Linked DNA regions of Homo sapiens: region 1 is linked to region 2. Evidence: chromatin loops called from intact Hi-C (ENCODE). Cell type or tissue: heart right ventricle. All regions are shown on one strand. Each heading gives the region's core, and the rest is flanking DNA. Links, peaks and the distances in the headings are about the cores only.

The links. A loop is a pair of places that touch in the nucleus more often than their neighbours do. Peaks named below come from ENCODE experiments on the same cell type or tissue, not always from the same donor. Only the 100,000 strongest peaks of a DNase experiment are listed, where the experiment ranks them.
Region 1: a loop joins it to region 2, with 3 times the contacts of the local background. A loop is called at or near these places in 12 of 110 quality-filtered maps.

Annotation. Positions count from the first base shown.
Region 1 is chr2:201,383,287-201,391,286 of GRCh38, forward strand. TRAK2 (trafficking kinesin protein 2) reads right to left here. Exons shown (of 16, transcript NM_015049.3): 11 at 6,515-6,594; 12 at 6,014-6,217; 13 at 4,417-4,715; 14 at 2,932-3,198; 15 at 825-930. Among named protein-coding and RNA genes, the nearest start is that of FLACC1, 30 kb to the left of the region's middle. In heart right ventricle, for the core only: no CTCF peak of the experiment used is centred there; no DNase peak of the experiment used is centred there; H3K27ac peaks cover 531 bases.
Region 2 is chr2:201,460,839-201,470,953 of GRCh38, forward strand. STRADB (STE20 related adaptor beta) reads left to right here. Exons shown (of 12, transcript NM_018571.6): 4 at 9,115-9,214. Among named protein-coding and RNA genes, the nearest start is that of STRADB, 14 kb to the left of the region's middle. RefSeq lists an enhancer at 3,844-4,343. In heart right ventricle, for the core only: no CTCF peak of the experiment used is centred there; a DNase peak (open chromatin) is centred at 4,823; H3K27ac peaks cover 2,786 bases.

The sequences.
Region 1 (8,000 bases), core at 1-8,000, 79 kb before region 2:
TGATCACACTAAATCTTAGGGTGAGCCAGGCCACACCCAGTAGTCTTAGGGTGAGGAATGGCCATGCCAAAAAGACCAACCACGTGATTTAGGGTAGGGCCTTTGAGTCATGCAGTATCAGTTGGCCAGAAGACTGAGTTCAACTCTGTTGAACTGAGTTCAATCAATCATACCTACACAATGAAGCCTCAATACAGACTGTAAACACTAATACTTGGGTGAACTTCCCTGGTTGGTAATATTCTGTGTGTACTGCCACATATCAATACCAGGAGAGTAATGAATCCTAAGGACACGTGTAGAATTCTCCAAGACTCTGCCCTATGCCTTTCTTCCTTTGGATAATTTTAACCTGTATTCGTTCCTTGTAATACAGTAGCCACAAGTATAACAACTTGCTGTGAGTTCTGTGAGATCTTCTAGCAAATTGCTGAACCTGAAAGTGGTTTTGGGAACCCTCTGCACTTGCAGGTGTTGTCAGAAGTGAAGGTGAGCTTGTGCAGAGGACTGGCCCTGTAAATCTTGCAGTTTGGCTAACTCTGGGTATATTGCCCCAGCTGCGTTATTTATTAGTTGTCTGCCCTAGGACCAGTCACCTCAACCTTCCATGCCTCAGTTTACTCTACACAATACATACTCACTTGCCCTGCCTACTTTTTTAATAATCAAATGAGAAAATGCAATGTGAAAATATTCTAAAGACACATTATCACAGAACATTAATTAACATTCTGGAAATTAAAATGAAGGTAATTTTAAAAAGAAATTCATGAAAATATAGCTGAGGAAAGAAGTGAGGCCCCAGATTTCCCAGGCACTCTTACCTGGGGGTAACCTGAGTGATGTCAGAGGGATGTAATATTCTACAGGTGGTGAAAGTGAATGTTGAGTTTGTGCACGACAGGCACTTTCCTGGGTTGGCGGTTGCAACTGAAATAGATTTTTAGGGAGCAAATACAAGATTGAAAGTCTAGATTAATAATGTAAAAAGCTCATCATTATTTATTAATAATATAGCATTTATCAAGTACCTTTTGTATTAAAAATCCCCAAATCTGGAAATGAAATAAATATACATAAAGATTGTACTAGTATCAACTGGTTAGTATATAGGTGAATCCAATACTTTAAAACTGTAAAGCAAAAGGCATAAACAAAGATTAGAAATGAGAAAACTGAAAAAATACATTAAAAAAATCAAGATCTAGTATCCAAATGATTCAGCCAAATTTATCTACTCTAGTGGTTCTCAAAGTGTGGTCTGCAGACTCTGTGGGAGTCTACATGTCAAAGCTACTTTCATAGTAATGGTAAGACAGAGGCCTTTTCTTTTTGACTGGGTTGACATTTGCACTGCTGGTGCAAAAGCAATGGAAGGCAAAATTGATGGCTCCTCAGCACAAAACAAGGCAATATCACCAAGTTGTACTAGTCTTCTTTATTGTTATGCACTTGGTATTTTTTAAAAAGCCATATTCACTTAAGAATGTCCTTGAAGTAGCAGTAAAAATTATCTATTAAATTTTGGATCTTGGCCGTTGAGTCTTTTTCCTGTTCTGTGTGATGAAAAATGGGAAGGATGTATTAAGCACTCTTGCTGCACACTGAGATACAGTGGTTATCTAGAGGAAAACACTTGTGCAACTGATTTGAAATTTTCTCATGGAATACCATTTTTACTTGAAAGAACTAACAGACAAACTATAGTAATTCAGACTTGGGTGAAAGACAGACATGTTAAAAATGAATGAAGTGAGCCTGTCCTTCAAGAAAAACAGCTAACAAAATGTGAGCTTTCAAGAAAAAGTGAGTTTTGGAAAACTCGTATCCACCACTGAAAGCATGAACATCCTTGAAGACTTTTCTGATGAGTAGGTGGTGATATTAATATGATTTTAATATTTTTACGTAATAAAATGTGCCAATATTTGGAAAATCTGCATAACTCCATGAACCAATCAACATTTTCTAAATGACCAACGCATGATCTTAAAAATCAAGCATGGCTCAAAGATATATTCAAAATGTAGGATACGACCAATGCATTTAATTTAATTTTTTTTTTTTTTTAGTAGAGACAGGGTTTCACCATGTTGGCCAGGCTGGTCTCAAACTCCTGACCTCAGGTGACTGCCCACCTCGATCTCCCAAAGTGCTGGGATTACAGGTGTGAGCTACCACACCCAGCCTGACCAATGCATTTTAATGTTAACAAAGTAATGAAAAGTTCATTGTTAGGGTTTCAGATCTCACATTGCTACAAACGTTCAAGAAACTACTACTTACCTAGTTTTAGTGTAATATCAAAAAATAGCTACACATATCTGAAAAGACTATTAAAACACTCTTTCCAACTGCATGTTTGTGCCTGGCTGCATTTCCTTCATATTGTTCAACTGAAACAACATATTGCAATAGACTGAAGGCAGATGCTGATAATGAGAATAAAGCTATTTTGTATTAAGTCAAAAATTAGAGACTTGAACAACTGTTTTTCTCACTATGTAAAAAAATTAGCTATTTTTCATTAAACATATTTGTGTAACACAATTATTTTAAATGAGTTAATACATATTTTTATGGTTTTTCAGTTTTGATTTATGATATATTAAATGTCAATAGATATAACCTGCACAGATAGGCTCTCTGGAATTCTCAATGATTTTTTAGAGTATAAAGAGTTTCTGAGCCCAAAAGGTTTGTGAACCACTGACTTGAATTCATCCAGCTCTCTACCCAATCTACTAACGCAGGCTGGCTAAGATAAAGTGGAGAGAATTAGGAATGCCACTAATGCTATAGATTTTCATTATCTGATATGCAAGATTAAGTACCCTCCAGTGAGCAGAGGTAGCCAGCTGACTGTCTAGTAAGTCAGAATGCAAAGTACTTCTGGTTATTATACCATATTCAACCAGACACTCTTCTCACCTGTAACTGGTCCACCTGCTGAAGTAATGGGTGGCAGGAAGATCCCTGTTACTGGCTTGGATGTTGAAAGTTTCTCTTCCACTTCAAGAGGTTGCTGAACCTGAAAAGTAATACCCTCCTCTTCATCCTCTTCTAAATCTGAGATGTGATAAATAGCATCCCCGGGCAACTGGGTAAAGCCTTTAGTAATGACACCTGGTCGTGGATCAAGGATGGTTCCCAAGTTTGGTTGAGCAAGCTGCTGCCAGTGATACAGAGTTTGTGATCCTGAATATGCAAAACAAAGGAAGGGGAAAGGCATGTTTTACATTTCCCACAAATCTTAAAACACAAGCTAAAATTATATGTGTAATAACAATAATGACAGCAATAAAACTATTTATTTGGTGTTAATAATTTGGTAAAAGCTGCAAATTAAAGTTTTCAGTGGAAGATGACAAGATGTCAAAGGTATGAGTCATAATCTGTTTTAATAGTTAAGGAGGACACCTAAAGGGGTGAAAAAAAACCCAAGGAGACACCCTTAATAGGAAAGGAGCTTAGCTGCTGAGGCAGTGATGGAAGATACGTGCCTAAGAGGTGGGCTGTATTTTCCCAGGTGACAAAAAAGTCAATACTTCTCTGGCCTGGAACTATGCCTATGAAGGTGAAAGTCAAAAGCCAGGCTCCCAGGGAGAATAGGAAAATGAAGAAGATAATGAAAAGGAGGATATGTTCTACTGGTTCCAGGCTACAGAACCCTGGTGAATGATCATCCCAAGTAATTGCACCAGATGCAATGTCTAATTATGTCACTGTAGTCATTTCATCCTAAAAATGGCAACTCCAACAAATATCTGCACTGATCATTAATGAATACAACTAAGTTATAAAATCTTTGAGTTTGAGGGGTCTTTATAAGTTACACACTCAAAATTTCATTTAATGCAGAACTCTTTTAGGATAATATCAGAGAATCATTCAATGATTGTCATTGTTCCAGAAAATGAAGGAATTTATTTTGAATTCAAGCTCTTTCTTAGGAGAGTATAGAAACTAAACTGAAAAAAGGAAAAATACAGGTACACACACACCTCTAAGTCAATTATACTTTTGGGTAAAAAACTCTTTTGAAAAGGAAGGTGGAGATGAATTATTATCTCTAGATCATTATCATTTATCATATCTTATTCATCTAACCATGGAAACTGCTGTCAATGATATTCCTTAGCAAAGGACAGAAAAAGATTACTCCTCTTCCCTGCTCACGTTTATATTAAAAAACATCAGAAGAGAACTGCTGGCTGATGATTCAGAGAATGCAACTCTCTTCATTCATTAATTTTCCACAAAGTACTACAGTCTTGCCACCCAAACAGCAAGATTAAGGGATAAAAAGATCATCTGCACATAATGTTCCTATAATTAAGACACAAATCTCAATTCCAGGGAAAGGAACTTCCAGTAAGTCACATGGCTTAGTAAGGGCCCTTACTGATTTATTACCTTCAAGGGGCTTGACAATTTGTAATTTTTCTGGCATAAAACCTCGAAGGCAACTGGCACTGCTGAGGTCTGTGATCTCTGACTGGGTGGTGCAGAGAGAGGCAAGGCTCTCTGTCGGGGTGACACAGCCACTAACTCCTTCCTTCTGGTCTGCCAGAACCTGGATCTTCCGCTGCCATTCTTCAGCAAAGAACTGCTTCTCACTTAAATAGTTTTGTCGACGCAAGCTAAGGCGATGCAGTGCTGTAGCCAAATCACTATCTCCTGAGGGTCCTGGTTGGCCCATCTTCTGGGAGCTCCTATAGGAAAATCGCGTTCACTGATTAGATCTTGAGGATCATCAGCATGACCCAGACCTCTCCTTTCTATAATGGTAAGCATTCAAGAGACTGATATTAAAAACATGATATTTTCCTAGATACCTGGAATATAGAAGTAATAACAACAAACCAAAATCACCAACAACACTATATATCATTTTTACAGATCATTGCAAATGACTTGAAAGGCAAGATAATACTTTATTGATATTCTGTGTTTTCTGAATTTTCTATTTCATTTAATTTATGAAACTACACATTCAACCATCTATAAATTCATATTAGGTGGTCACGAAAGTAAATATTATATTTTGCTGAATCTGTATCATAGATTGCAAGAGGTACCATTATTTTATGTATCATAAAGAAGGAAAAAAACGCTACGGATTAAACTAAGGCATACTATCAGTTACAAAACATAATAATTTAAAAAATATTAAAATATGAAAAAAATTTGCTTTGGGTCACAGAATCACCCATCAACACTGCAGAACATTTAAAAGGAAACAACAAAATTTGTATATAATACTGCATTTTTATAGTTGTCTGATGCCCATTTTTTGACTTCAACACTTTTGAAACTGGAAGCTATCTTATAATTGATATCAAATGGAAGATCAGCAAGCTGAGTTGTGGGTACTCTGGGATACTGGGGTATAAATCCACATAAATGTGTTTCAGATCTTCTCCTAAGATAATTGTGTGACAGTGAGGCAGTAGGACACAAAGCTGCTGTGGGTGCAGAACACTGCCCAGGACAGACCAGGCAATGCAACTGAAACCTAGTGTGATGAATTTTTATGTTAGGAAACATTTCCCTTTGGTGCCAAACATCTATCTTGCAAAGCTTTCAGCTCACTTTTCAGTAAAGTTGTTTACCTTCTAGTTATATAGAATTCAATGTACTGAATTAATAAAAGGAATGAAAAAAAAATCCAAGTTTAAATAAACAGAAAATCGACAGCACCTCGATGGTCCTCAAGATGTATTCAAACTTACATTTATCCTAAAAATCACCAAAGCGGTTGAGATTATGAGCACGGATTATGAGAAGGTGTCATCCGATGTATTCATGCTAGTGACCAAACAGATTCAAAAAAATTTGACTTTGGCATGATCTGTCTCATGAATAATGATACAAGGCATCATAAGTGAAGGAAAACTGACAGTTCCAGAACCTTCTTGGGACAGTAGAGTAATGCTGGAATGTGCGTATGTGAATCTGGTGCGGCAATGTGAAAAGAAATGCAGAATCACTGTTATCATCGGATTCCTACCCTGCAACCTCCTCTGAGCTGCTCCCCTGGTTCAGGAGTGATTTGTCCTCTGTTTGCTGAAGACCAGACTCAAAAGGTTTTGCTGTCATGATGACACTTGAACGGTTGGAGCCTGGAATGGGTAACAGAGCTGGGAATGAGATAGAGCGGCCCCGTGTGTCATTGGCAATCCTGACGGTATCAAATACCCGCTTCTGTTGGGCTCTGTCAAAAAAGGAAGTGTTCGTTATTATCACTGCTAGCCACTAAAGCATCTAGAGAAGAGAATGTATGTGCAGTCCATCAGAAATAAAGCCACCCTGAGGAGCTATTTAGGAGAAATCATCAGAAAATAAGCTTTCAAACAAGAGAACTCTCTCACAAAAAAAGGACACTGTGAGGAAAACACTGAATAGTAAGCAAATTACTACTGAATCTCGTAATACTTGCCACTTTGGATTGTGGCTTCTTTTTAATTTCTATTCCAATGATTGAGTAACAACACATGTGACCTGTACTTACTTTTGTTTAAAGAGAGAAGATTCCTCATCCAAACTCAGCTTTTTACGCATAGTCCCCTCAATCTCAGCTGCCAAAGATTCCTAAGAAAAAGAGTTTGAGATTTCTAAAGTGATTGTTGCCCTTAAATTAACAGAGTCTCTACAATCCTATACTTTTGGTTTTATAATAAAATACAAGGAAATAGTCAAGGCTAACATTCAGGGGAAAAAAGACATTCTGGAAATATAACTTTTAAATAAGAACCAACTACCTTTTCATAATCTTTTCAAATAGGAAAGTAGTGGAAAAAGCTGATATGATAAATAGAAAATATATGTGCAGGCACACAAAAACAAAAGGTCTGAAAGGCCATAAACCCAGTGTTGACAGTGATGCTGTGGAGGGTGAGATTTAATGGTATTTAACAATTTTTTTTTTGCTTTTCTGTAATTTCTAGCTTTTCTATAATAATCATGTATAGCTGGCCGGGTGCGGTGGCTCACACCTGTAATCCCAGCACTTTGGGAGGCCAAGGTGGGTGGATCACGAGGTCAGGAGATCGAGACCATCCTGGCTAACATGGTGAAACCCTGTCTCTACTAAAAATACAAAAAAATACAAAAAAAAAAAAAAAATTAGCCGGGTGTGCTGGCGGGCGCCTGTAGTCCCAGCTACTCGGGAGGCTGAGGCAGGAGAATGACGTGAACCCGGGAGGCAGAGCTTTCAGTGAGCTGAGATCGCACCACTGCACTCCAGTCTGGGTGACAGAGCGAGACTCCGTCTCAAAAAAAAAAAAAAAAAAGTAAAAACAAAAATACCAACAAAAAACAATGTATAGCTTTTATAATATTAAAAAATCACTTAAAAAAAAGAACAAGCAAGCTTCCTCTTCCCCCCAGTCAGGGATGAGGACTAAATCTAGTGTTGACAGTGATTCTGTGGAGGGTGGAATTTAATGGTATTTAACGATTGCTTTTTGCTTTTCTGTAATTTCCAACTTTTCTGTAATAAACATGCATAGCTTTTATAACATTAAAAATCATTTAAAAAAAAAGCAAGCTTCCTCTTCCTCTGGTCAGGGGTGAGGACTCAACTAATATGGGTGACATGCTCAGTGGGACTCAGCTGAGGATGACTGGAATTGGAGGCAATGGTGTGAACTCATGATTATATATATTTATATATATATGGATGAAAACATATATATACACATATATAGTATAGGTATAGGTATGAAATACATATATTTCCTAGTCCTACCTGCTGAGAGGGACTAGAAGCCACAATACTCTAGTAGCAATCAATGGGCACACCTAACACCCAGATCTTGGATTCGAAATACAATTCTTCAATAAAAGTAACCAGAGCTCTTTGGAGAAATGGCTGATTCCAGGGCTGAGACAAAAAGTACAAGATCAGCTTAAAGGAGATCCTACTGATCATATCTAGGACAATCTGAATATCCTACATACAGATTGAATATACAACAATAGCTTGTAATCTATTG
Region 2 (10,115 bases), core at 988-8,987:
TCTCTTCAATATACTGATTTCTTTTCTTTTGGATATATACCTATCAGTGGGATCGCTGGATCATATGGTAGTTTTTTTTTTTTTTTTTAGTTTTTTGAGGAACCTCCATACTGTTCTCTATAGTGGTTGTACTAATTTGCATCATCACCAACAGCATATGAGGATTCTCTTTTCTCCATATCCTCACCAGCATTTGTTATTGCCTGTCTTTTGGATAAAAGCCATTTTAACTAGGGTGAGATGATATTCCCTTGTAGTTTTGATTTGCATTTCTCTGATGATCAGTGATGTTGGGCACTTTTTCATGTACCTGTTTGCCATTTGTATGTCATCTTTTAAAAAAAATTATTTTTATTTCTATTTTTTTTAGAGATGGCATCTTGCTTTGCCACCCAGCTGCACTGCAGTGGTGTAATCATAGCTCACAGCAGCCTTTAACTCCTGGGTTCAAGCAATCCTTTCACCTCAGGTTATTGATAAGCTATGACTACAGGTGTGTATTACCACACCCAGCTAATTAAAAGAGGTCTCACTATGTTGACCAGGCCGATCTTGAACTCCTAGCCTCAAGTGATCCTCCCACCTCAGCCTCCCAGAGTATTGGGCTTACAGTCTGAGCCAATGTGCCCAGAACTGTATGTCTTCTTTTGAGAAATGTTTATTTCTAGATCTTTTGCCCATTTTTAAATCAGATTGTTAGATTTTTTAAATTGGATTGTTTGAGCTCCTTATATATTCTGGTTATTAATCCCTTATCAGATGGGTAATTTGCAAATATTTTCTCCCATTCTGTGGGTTGTCTCTTCACTTTGTTTTTTCTTTTGCTGTGCAGAAGCTTTTTAACTTGCTGTGATCTCATTTGTCCATTTTTGCTTGATTGCCTCTACTTTTGGGGTATAACTCAATTAATCTTTGCCCAGACCAATTTCCTGGACAGCTTCCTCCATCTTTTCTTGTAGTGATTTCATAGTTTGAGGTCTTAGATTTAAGTCTTTAATCCATTTCAATTTTATTTTTTAATATAGCAAGAGATAGGGGTCTACTTTCATTCTTCTGCATACGAATATCCAGTTTTCCCAGCACCACTTATTGAAGAGACTATCCTTTCCCCAGTGTATGTTCTTGGCTTCTTTGTCAAAAATGAGTTCACTGTAGTATGGATTTATTTCTGAGTTCTCTGTTCTGTTCCATTGGTCTGTGTGTCTGTTTGTATACAAGTACCATGCTGTTTTGGTTATAATAGCTCTGTAGTATAATTTGAAGTGAGGTAATGTGATTCCTCCAGTTTTGTTCTTTTTGCTTAGGATTATATAATGACCTTCCATGTCTCTTTTTATAAGTTTTTCCTTGAAATTTATTTTGCCTGATATATGTGTATATCGATTCCTGTTCTTTTTCGGTTTCCATTTATATGGAATATTTTTCTTCCACTATTTATTTTCAGTCTATGAGTGTCTTTATAGGTGAAGTGTGGTTCTTGTAGGCAACAGATAATTGAATCTTTTTTTAATCGATTCAGCTACTCTATGTCTATTCATTGGAGAGTTTAATCCATTGACATTCAGTGTTATGATTGATAAGGACTTAACTGCTGGCTTTTGTTATTTGTTTTGTATTCTCTTCCTTCCTTCCTGTCTTCTTCTTTTTTGTGAAGTTTATTTTCTCTGGCAGTATGTTTTAGTTTCTTGTTTTTTATTTTGTTGTGTGTGTATGTGTTGTAGATTTTATGATTTGAGGTTACCATGAGGCTTGCAAATAACATAACATGTTATTTTAAAGTGACAACTTGACACTGATTGCAAAAACAAACAGGCGAAGAGAACTAATAAAAACTGTACACTTTAACTTCATTCCTCCTGTTTTTTAAGTTTTTATGGTTTCTATTTATATCTTCTTGTACTATTTTGAAAAGGTATTGCAGTTATCATTTGTTCATCTTTTAATCTTTCTACTAAAGATATGAGTAGTTTACACACCACAATTACAATGTTATAATAGTCTGTTTTTATCTGTGTATTTATTACCAGTGAGTTTTGTACCTTCAGATAATTTCTTACTGCTCGTTAACAACCTTTTCTTTGAGATTGAAAAACTCCCTTTAGCATTTCTTGTAGGAGAGGTCTGGCATTGATGAAATCCCTCAGCTTTTGTTTGTCTGGGAAAGTTCTTCTTCCATGTTTGAAGGATATTTTCACTGGATAAACTATGAAAGTTTTTCACTGGGTTTGGTGGCTCACACCTGTAATCCCAGCACTTTGGGAGGCCAGGGTGGGTGGATCACAAGGTCAGGAGATTGAGACCATCCTGGCTAACATGGTGAAACCCCATCTCTACTAAAAATACAAAAAATTAGCTGGGCGTGGTGGCACACGCCTGTAATCCCGCCTACTTGGGAGGCTGAGGCAGAATTGCTTGAACTTGGGAGGTGGAGGTTGCAGTGAGCCAAGATTGCACCATTGCACTCCAGCCTGGGTGACAGAGTGAGACTGTCTCAAAAAAAAAAAAAAAAAGGTTTTCCTTCAGCACTTTAAATATGTTGTGCTACTCTCTCCTGGCCTGTAAGGTTTCCACTGATAAGTCTGCTGCAAGATGTATTGGAGCCCCTTTATATGTTCTTTCTTTTTTCTTACTTCTTTTAGTATCCTTTCTTTATCCTTGACCTTTGGAAGTTTGATTGTTAAATGTCTTTTTTGGGTTAAATCTGCTGGGTGTTCCATAACCTTCTTGGATACTGGATATTGATATCTTGGATACTTGGATAACTTCTTGGATACTTGGATATTGATATCTTTCTCTAGGCTTGGAAAGTTCTGTGTTATTATCCCTTTGAATAAACTTTCTATTCTGATTTCTTTCTCTACCTCCTCTTCAATGCCGATAAATCTTAGATATGCCCTTTTGAGGCTGTTTTCTAGATCTTATAGGTGTGCTTCATTCTTTCATATTCTTTTTTCTTTTGTCTTCTCTGTATTTTCAAATAGCCTGTCTTCAGTCTCACTAATTCTTTCTTCTGCTTGATCAGTTTTGCTATTGAGACTCTAATGCATTCTTCAGTATGTCAGTTGAATTAGAATTTGCTTGATTTTTAAAAAATTATTTCCATCTCTTTGTTAAATTTATCTGATGGGATTCTGAATTCCTTCTCTGTGTTATCTTGAAATTTGTTGAACTTCCTCAAAACAGCTATTTCAACTTCTCTGTCTGGAAGGTCACGTATCTCTGTCACTTCGGGATTGGTCACTGGTACCTTACTTTGCTCATTTGGTGAAATCATGTTTTCCTAGATGTTCTTGATGCTTGTGGATGTTCATTAATGTCTGGGCATTGAAGAGTTACGTATTTATCATAGTCTTTGAAGGCTGAACTTATTTGTACCCATCCTTCTTGGGAAGGCTTTCCAAGTATTCACAGGGAATTGAGTATTGTGATCTAAGTCTTTGGTCACTGTAACTCTATCTGCATTAGGGACCACTTCAAGCCCAGCAAAACTGTGACTCTTGCAGACTCACAGAGGTACCATCTTGGTGGTCTTGGGTAAGGTCTGAGAGAATTACCTGGATTACTAGGCAGGGAATCTCGTTTTCTTCCCTTACTTTTCCCCCAAACAGTTTCTCTTTCCATGCTGAGCTGCCTGGAGCTGGGCGAGGGGTGACACAATTACCCCTGTTGCCACCACCACTAGGACTGCACTGGGTCAGACCTGAAGCTCAGCACAGCACTGGGTCTTGCCCCAGGCCTGCAGCCACCACTGCCCAGCTGGATGTTCACTCAAGGATACCAAGGGCTCTTCAGTCACCAGGTGTTGAATCCAGCCAGGCTGTGTCCTTCTCTTCAGGGCAGTGAGCTCCCCACCTGGCCCTGGGTGGGTCCAGAAATGCCTTCTGGGAGCCAGGGCCATGGGTCAGGAACCTTAGGAATCTACTTTGTGCTCTATTCTACTGCAGCTGAGCTGGCACCCAAACCACAGGACAAAGTCCTTCCCATTCTTCCCTCTCCTTTCCTCAGGCAGAAGGAGTCTCTCCTCATGGCCACCATTGTCCCAGGCCCATTGCAGAGTCCTGCCTGGCTATTGCCAGTGTTCACTTGAGGCCCGAGGGCTCTTCTGTCAGCTTGTGGTGAATATTGCCAGGCCTGGGTTTCTCCCTTCAGGGCAGTGGGCTACCCTTTAGCCCAGGGCCAGTCCAGAAGTGCTATCCAGGAGCCAAGGCCTGGAATCAGGGACCCCAGGAGTCTGCTTGGTGCTCTAGCCTACTGTGGCTGAGCTGGTACCCAAGCTGCAAGACCAAGCCCCCTTTACTGTCCCCTCTCCTCTACTCAACCAGAAGGAGCCTCTACCTGTGGCCACCACAGTTGGGAATGTGCTGGTTCACACCTGAAGCCAGCATGGCCCTGAGTTTCACCCAAGGCCCACAGCAGGTACTGCCTGGATACTGTTGATGTTTATTCAAGGCGCAAGGTCTTGGTCAGCAGGTGATGGATCCTGCCAGAACTAGGTCCTTCCCTTCATGGGAGCAGTTTCCCTTCTGGCCCAGGGTGTGTCTAGAAATGTTGTCCAGGAGCTAGGGCTTGGAATGGGGGCCTCAGGACTCTGCCTGGTACCCTATTCTACTGTGGCTGAGCTGGTATCCAAGTTGCAAGACAAAGTCCTCTTTATTCTTTCCTTTCCTCTCCCCTCCTCAAGGGAAAGGAAGGAATCTCCTGGAGCTACAAGCTGCACTGCCTGGGGTTGGAATAGGAGTGACAGAAGCACTCCCTTGGCTGCCCTGACTAGTGTCTCACTAGGTCATGGGCCCCCCAAGTCCACTGGCTCCAAGCCCAGCACAGCACCAGGAATTGCCCTGGAATTGCAGTCCTCATGGCCTAGACTACCTTTCAAGTTTATTTAGGACCCCAGAGGGCCTCAGCCTGTGGTGGCAGACAAGGCTTGCTGGAATTCAGGTTCCAGCTGCTGGGATGGGTGATTCCCCTCTGGCTAAGGCTGATCTAAATGCTCCCTCCTTGGGCACTGGCTGCATTCTTTACTGTGTTGCTCTCTGCTGTGACAGGCAACACTGAGTTCCAGTGCAAAGTCCCACAATCACTGCACTCTCCCTCCCCGGGGGATGCGGGAGGGGAGGCATCAGCTATTCAAGACTGTCTTTCCTACCCTGCTCAGTGCCTCTTTCAGTGATAGGAAGTTAAAAACAGGTACTGTGATAGCTCACCTTATTTTTTATTCTTACAAAGGTGCCTTCTTGTTTGGATAGTTGTTCAATTTGGTGTTCCTGAAGGGTGAGGGAAGATTGCTGGAGGGTTCCATTCAGCCATCTTTATCCACCTCCCTCCCAGTCTGAGTTTTAATTTAAGTAATTCCCTTTGGGTGAGGCAGAAAGGAAAGTGATTCTTGTCTCCATGCTGTTACTGAGAGAGAGGCCTAGAACTAAGCAAACGTTCACAGCTGCCACCTGAATCCTTCAAACCTTCAGGTTGGAGCCTTTTTATAATTTAAGGATTGAAATGTCACATCTCTCTCTGTTAGTAGACTTAGACTAAAATCTTCAGTGAGAGAAGCAGAAGCATAATCTGAAGTCTCTCATGGAAAAATGAATTGGAAAAGTTGTATAATGTAAGTTGACACCAGCTGGAAACTGGTGCCTGATGACTAGAAAAACTTCCTTGTGCGCTCTCTGAGTCATGCTGTAAAACACCATCTGTTGTCTTTTCTTTGGACAACTTGTTCTCCATTGGCCTGGACTTTATAGATAGAATTAAATTTTATGTTAAAATATCATGTTTGGAGGACAGTCTGGTTTTCCAAGTGATTTATGTCTCCTATAACTTCGGAAACCCCTCTATCTGTAGGAAAATTCATTTTCTATAGTTAACCTTTGCAAATGAAAGGCTGTGATGTTTGAGCTGAGATGCTTTTTAAAATAATGCAATTTTAGCATTACAGTGATTCATGAGAGGCCATCTGGTCTAATTTTCAACTAATGTAGGGAGTGTTCTCTACAATATCTCTGAGAGTTCATTGTAGAAATTTAAATAAAAAGAGCTCCATCATAGAAAAATAGTCATCATAGAAAAATAGAAACATACAGAAAGGTATGTTTCACCACAAGTAAAAGTCTGGCAGGATCTCTCTGAAAACACTTCAGAGTGCTATTCATTGGCTTGATTATTGAACTATGATGTAGGGTCTGTTCCTCAGCCTCTTAGGATCATAAACTGGATTTAGTCAGCAAACCTAGAGTGGAGCCATATTTCAGTATCAGATCCACATTAATCAAGCTCATTACAAACCCAGTCTCCCAGTGCCAGAGGAAATGGTGCCCTTACATTGTATTATCAATCCACTCTTATAGAAAAGTTACATGGGAAACCAAATCATAATTAGAAGCAGTTTAATGTATAATGGAGAAGTAATGACAGCTGTCAAAGTACTTGAAATTCATATCACAGTACTTCCTTTCGCTGCAAGCAGACATTTGTGGGCATCAAAACTTTTCTTTTCCTAGCCTTCCAATTGCTGACCATTCCCTCTTCACTTCCAGTTCTTGTACCTCCCTGTAGCTCAACTACTGTCAATGGTGGTCGTCCAACCTCCAAATATATCAATGGAGAGAGGATAATGGAAAGAGGCAGCTTGATGCCTGAGCCACACTTGGATGGCACCGGTTACTCCATATTTCTTAGGCGGAACTGAAATCTACTTCCTGGAGCTTCTATCTGTTGATCTCAGCTCTTCTCGCTGAACAATTGTTTACCCTTCTATATTAGTCTTTTGGCCACTTGCAAATGGCAACTATATATATTCTTAATATTTTCTTTTCCAGATTAAATATTTCCAACTCCTTCATTGTTGCTGGAACCTTCACCAATTTGGTTGGCCTTCTCTAGGCATCACCATTTTACAATCACCATTTTACAATTCCCTCTTAAATTGTGGTGTCTCAATTATCCATGGTGCTCCAGATACTAATCATTTCAGAATACAGTGAAACTCTTGTCTCTTCCAGTCTGCTCAATTTTGCTTCTGTAAATGTAGCTCAATATTGTGCTTTTATTTAACCTTCTCTGTCATGGTATTGACTGAAACCTCTGAGTCATAAACCTGGTATCCTCAATTTTGTATTTAGGCTATTGGTTTTTTGTTTTTTTTTTTAACTTAAGTGTAAGGTTTTGCATTTATCCTTGTAAAATTTTACTGATCTGGGCCCAGTTTTCTAGCTGTTCAGGATGATTGTGAGTCCTGCCTTTTTTTTTTCTTTTTTTTTTTTTTTTTTTTTTTGGTAATTAGCTATGCCCAACAATGCATGATCCATACTTTTTCTTTTTTCAAGCCAGCCTTTTTCAGTTTCAGGAAGTCATTAAAAAGTTTAACAGAGCAAAGGCAAGGACTTTGCCATAATTTTTGCTTTCTATCATCTAACTGGTCAAATGAAAAAGAGAAGTGAGGTTAGTTTGGGATGATTTACTCTTAGTAAATCTGAGTTGTCTTCTTGTGATTACCATGTGGCTTTTTAAAGTGCCCATAATTCACCTATTGAATAATTTGATCTCTGACTTTGCTGGGCAACAGCATCAAGCTTGCCCCTTTGTAGTTTTCTCCCTTTTTGAAAATTGGGTCATTGTTTGCTACTTTTATTCTGGTTTTTCATCTGAGTTCTATCATAGTTGCAAACTTCGTATCCTAAGTGTAATTGCCCTGGGCCTGGAGGTTTGAACCTACTTAAAACAACCTGTTTAGAGCTTTGAATACTTATTTACAACATGTGTCCCTTCTAGTTTAAATAAGACTAATTCCCCAATGGAATAGATGGAAGCAAAATAGAGGCTGATTAGTTGTGATTTTAGTCCATCACCCAGTAACATTATGCCGTTTTTTTCCAAGCCTGTGAATTATAAGCCTTAGCTCATTACATCTCTAGCCTTCCCGACAGGCTTACAGGTTGATATCACTTAAAAAATTTTTAAAGCTGTTATATGTTCTTTCTGTCTCTTTTATGTGGTCATTAAATCTGAGTTTATCTGAAGACTACCTGTTTTAAAGAAACTGAATTGCTTCCATCAGATTGTAAAGAGGCAGAAAAAAAGAGAAACTAAATTGCTTTATTTTGATTTGTTTTCTCATCAGGATTATTTCCAATCGTATAGTAGAATTTCTTTTTACATTCTTTCATTCCTCTTGAACAATAGTCAGCCTTATTTATCTTTAGCCATGGGTTTATAATTCCTTTTTTCCTGCTCTCTTAAAGTTTAGGGAACATTTAATCCTGTCACTGTTTCAAACTCCATCTCTGTCTCTTGATTAAAAAGAGCCAAGAATGTGAAAAGGAGTTAACACAATTCCTAGCACATAGTAATGTTATTTTTCCCCTTTCTTCCTTCCCCTGCCATCTGTCTGTAGAGGCTCCTAAGTGTCCTTTGGAGTAGTTATGTCCATTGGGAGACCCTCATGGTTATCATATGAAGCCAGTAGTTTAGGCTTCTTTTTCATACATCCATGTTATTTCACTGTCACTGTATTCAGGTGCAAACCTGACTCTCACTCCAAAGCACACCATGAGACCTCCTATCAGTACTTGGTCATTCACTTAGGAGGTCTGTCTTCTTTGATTTTTCTTTCTGACCTCCCATCTGATTCATCTTGCAAAAAACTTCATCAGCAATTTTAATAGGCTGCAGTCTGGAAACTGTTCCTTGACTGTTAACATCTTCAGTAGCAGAGCATGTACCTTGTGAAATATGGCTCTAGCTTAAAGCAAGAGCACAAGCATAGAATATCCCTCACAGGTCCCTGCAGCTCTTCGCTTGGTACATTTGTCAGCTATCCTGAAGAATTAACATTCTTCGCAACTCCTAAACATTTTACTGGAAATTACACTGGGAAGTATTCCTTGCTATCTGTAAATCTGCTTTTCCTGCCCTCTCCATAGGCTAACAGCTTTCTACCTAACATCAATGAGCAATTGGTAAATTCATTTTAGATCTTAAAACAGTGTCTTAAGCCACCTTGCAGTACCTTCCTAATGAGCACCTCTGTGTTTGAAAATATAACACCAGTGTTTTATATTAGGGCAGGGGGACCAAGAAGTTCATCTATTTTGTTTTTATCTTTAAAAACAAATGCAGGTTGATGAGCCAACCCTTTCCTGGTCACGTCCATCCACTAGAGCCAGTGAAGTACTATGTTCCACCAACGTTTCTCACTATGAGCTCCAAGTAGAAATAGGTAATAATCCTGAATTTCTAATTGACCCTTCAGTGCTAGAAATTAAATTGATGACAAAAAGATTATTTTGTGGGCAAGTGTTTTTCTGTTGTTACCTCCAGCATAAAACTAGATGCTAATTGTGTCAGTCAAGTGGATTCAATTAATTTATGTCTATCTTAAAATAATGACTCAGATTTTTTCAAGATTACTGTCTAGAACGTTTACTTTTCCATTGAAGTACATTTAGATGAGGAAGACACTAAATACTTATTATTTGTGTGTTTATTGTGGGAAGCATCTATTTTATGGGTATAATTTCTACTGGGTATGAAGTAAAATCAAGTCATCTAAATCTTTTCAGTCACAATCCTTTAAATTGCTTCTCAGTTTAAAAATTTATCTAAAATATCATTTGTAGTAGAAAGCTTTTTCAGTTAAGTGTGGAATAGGATGGGTTATTGTTTATAGCTTTACATATGTGAAACATTTGCTCTGAATATTTAGAAACATCTATTAAACACTACACACCGGTGATTGTGTTAGGTGCTAGGGAAACAAAGCATGGTAGAACACTTGGAATTGACATCATCTCTGGGAAGATGAAGACACAATATAGCTTCGTTTTATGCACTGGAGGGTACTTTAGTAGAGGTATGTCCTAAGTGTTATGGGAACAGAGAAGATGGAGCATACAACGAACCACCTCTGGGAGTTAAGAGAGATGGCAAAAAGGGGCTGGATCTTGAATGAGGAAGAGTTTGCTAGATATTCTAGTCATAGGTTTTGTTATAGACAACATAAACAATCCTGGCTAACTTAAGTGAAAAAGGAATATTTGAACAGTGCTGCTAACTCACAGAATTATTGGCTAGAGAACTAGGCTTGGAAGAAGCCAAGAGAAGCTGCATGACAAGGACCA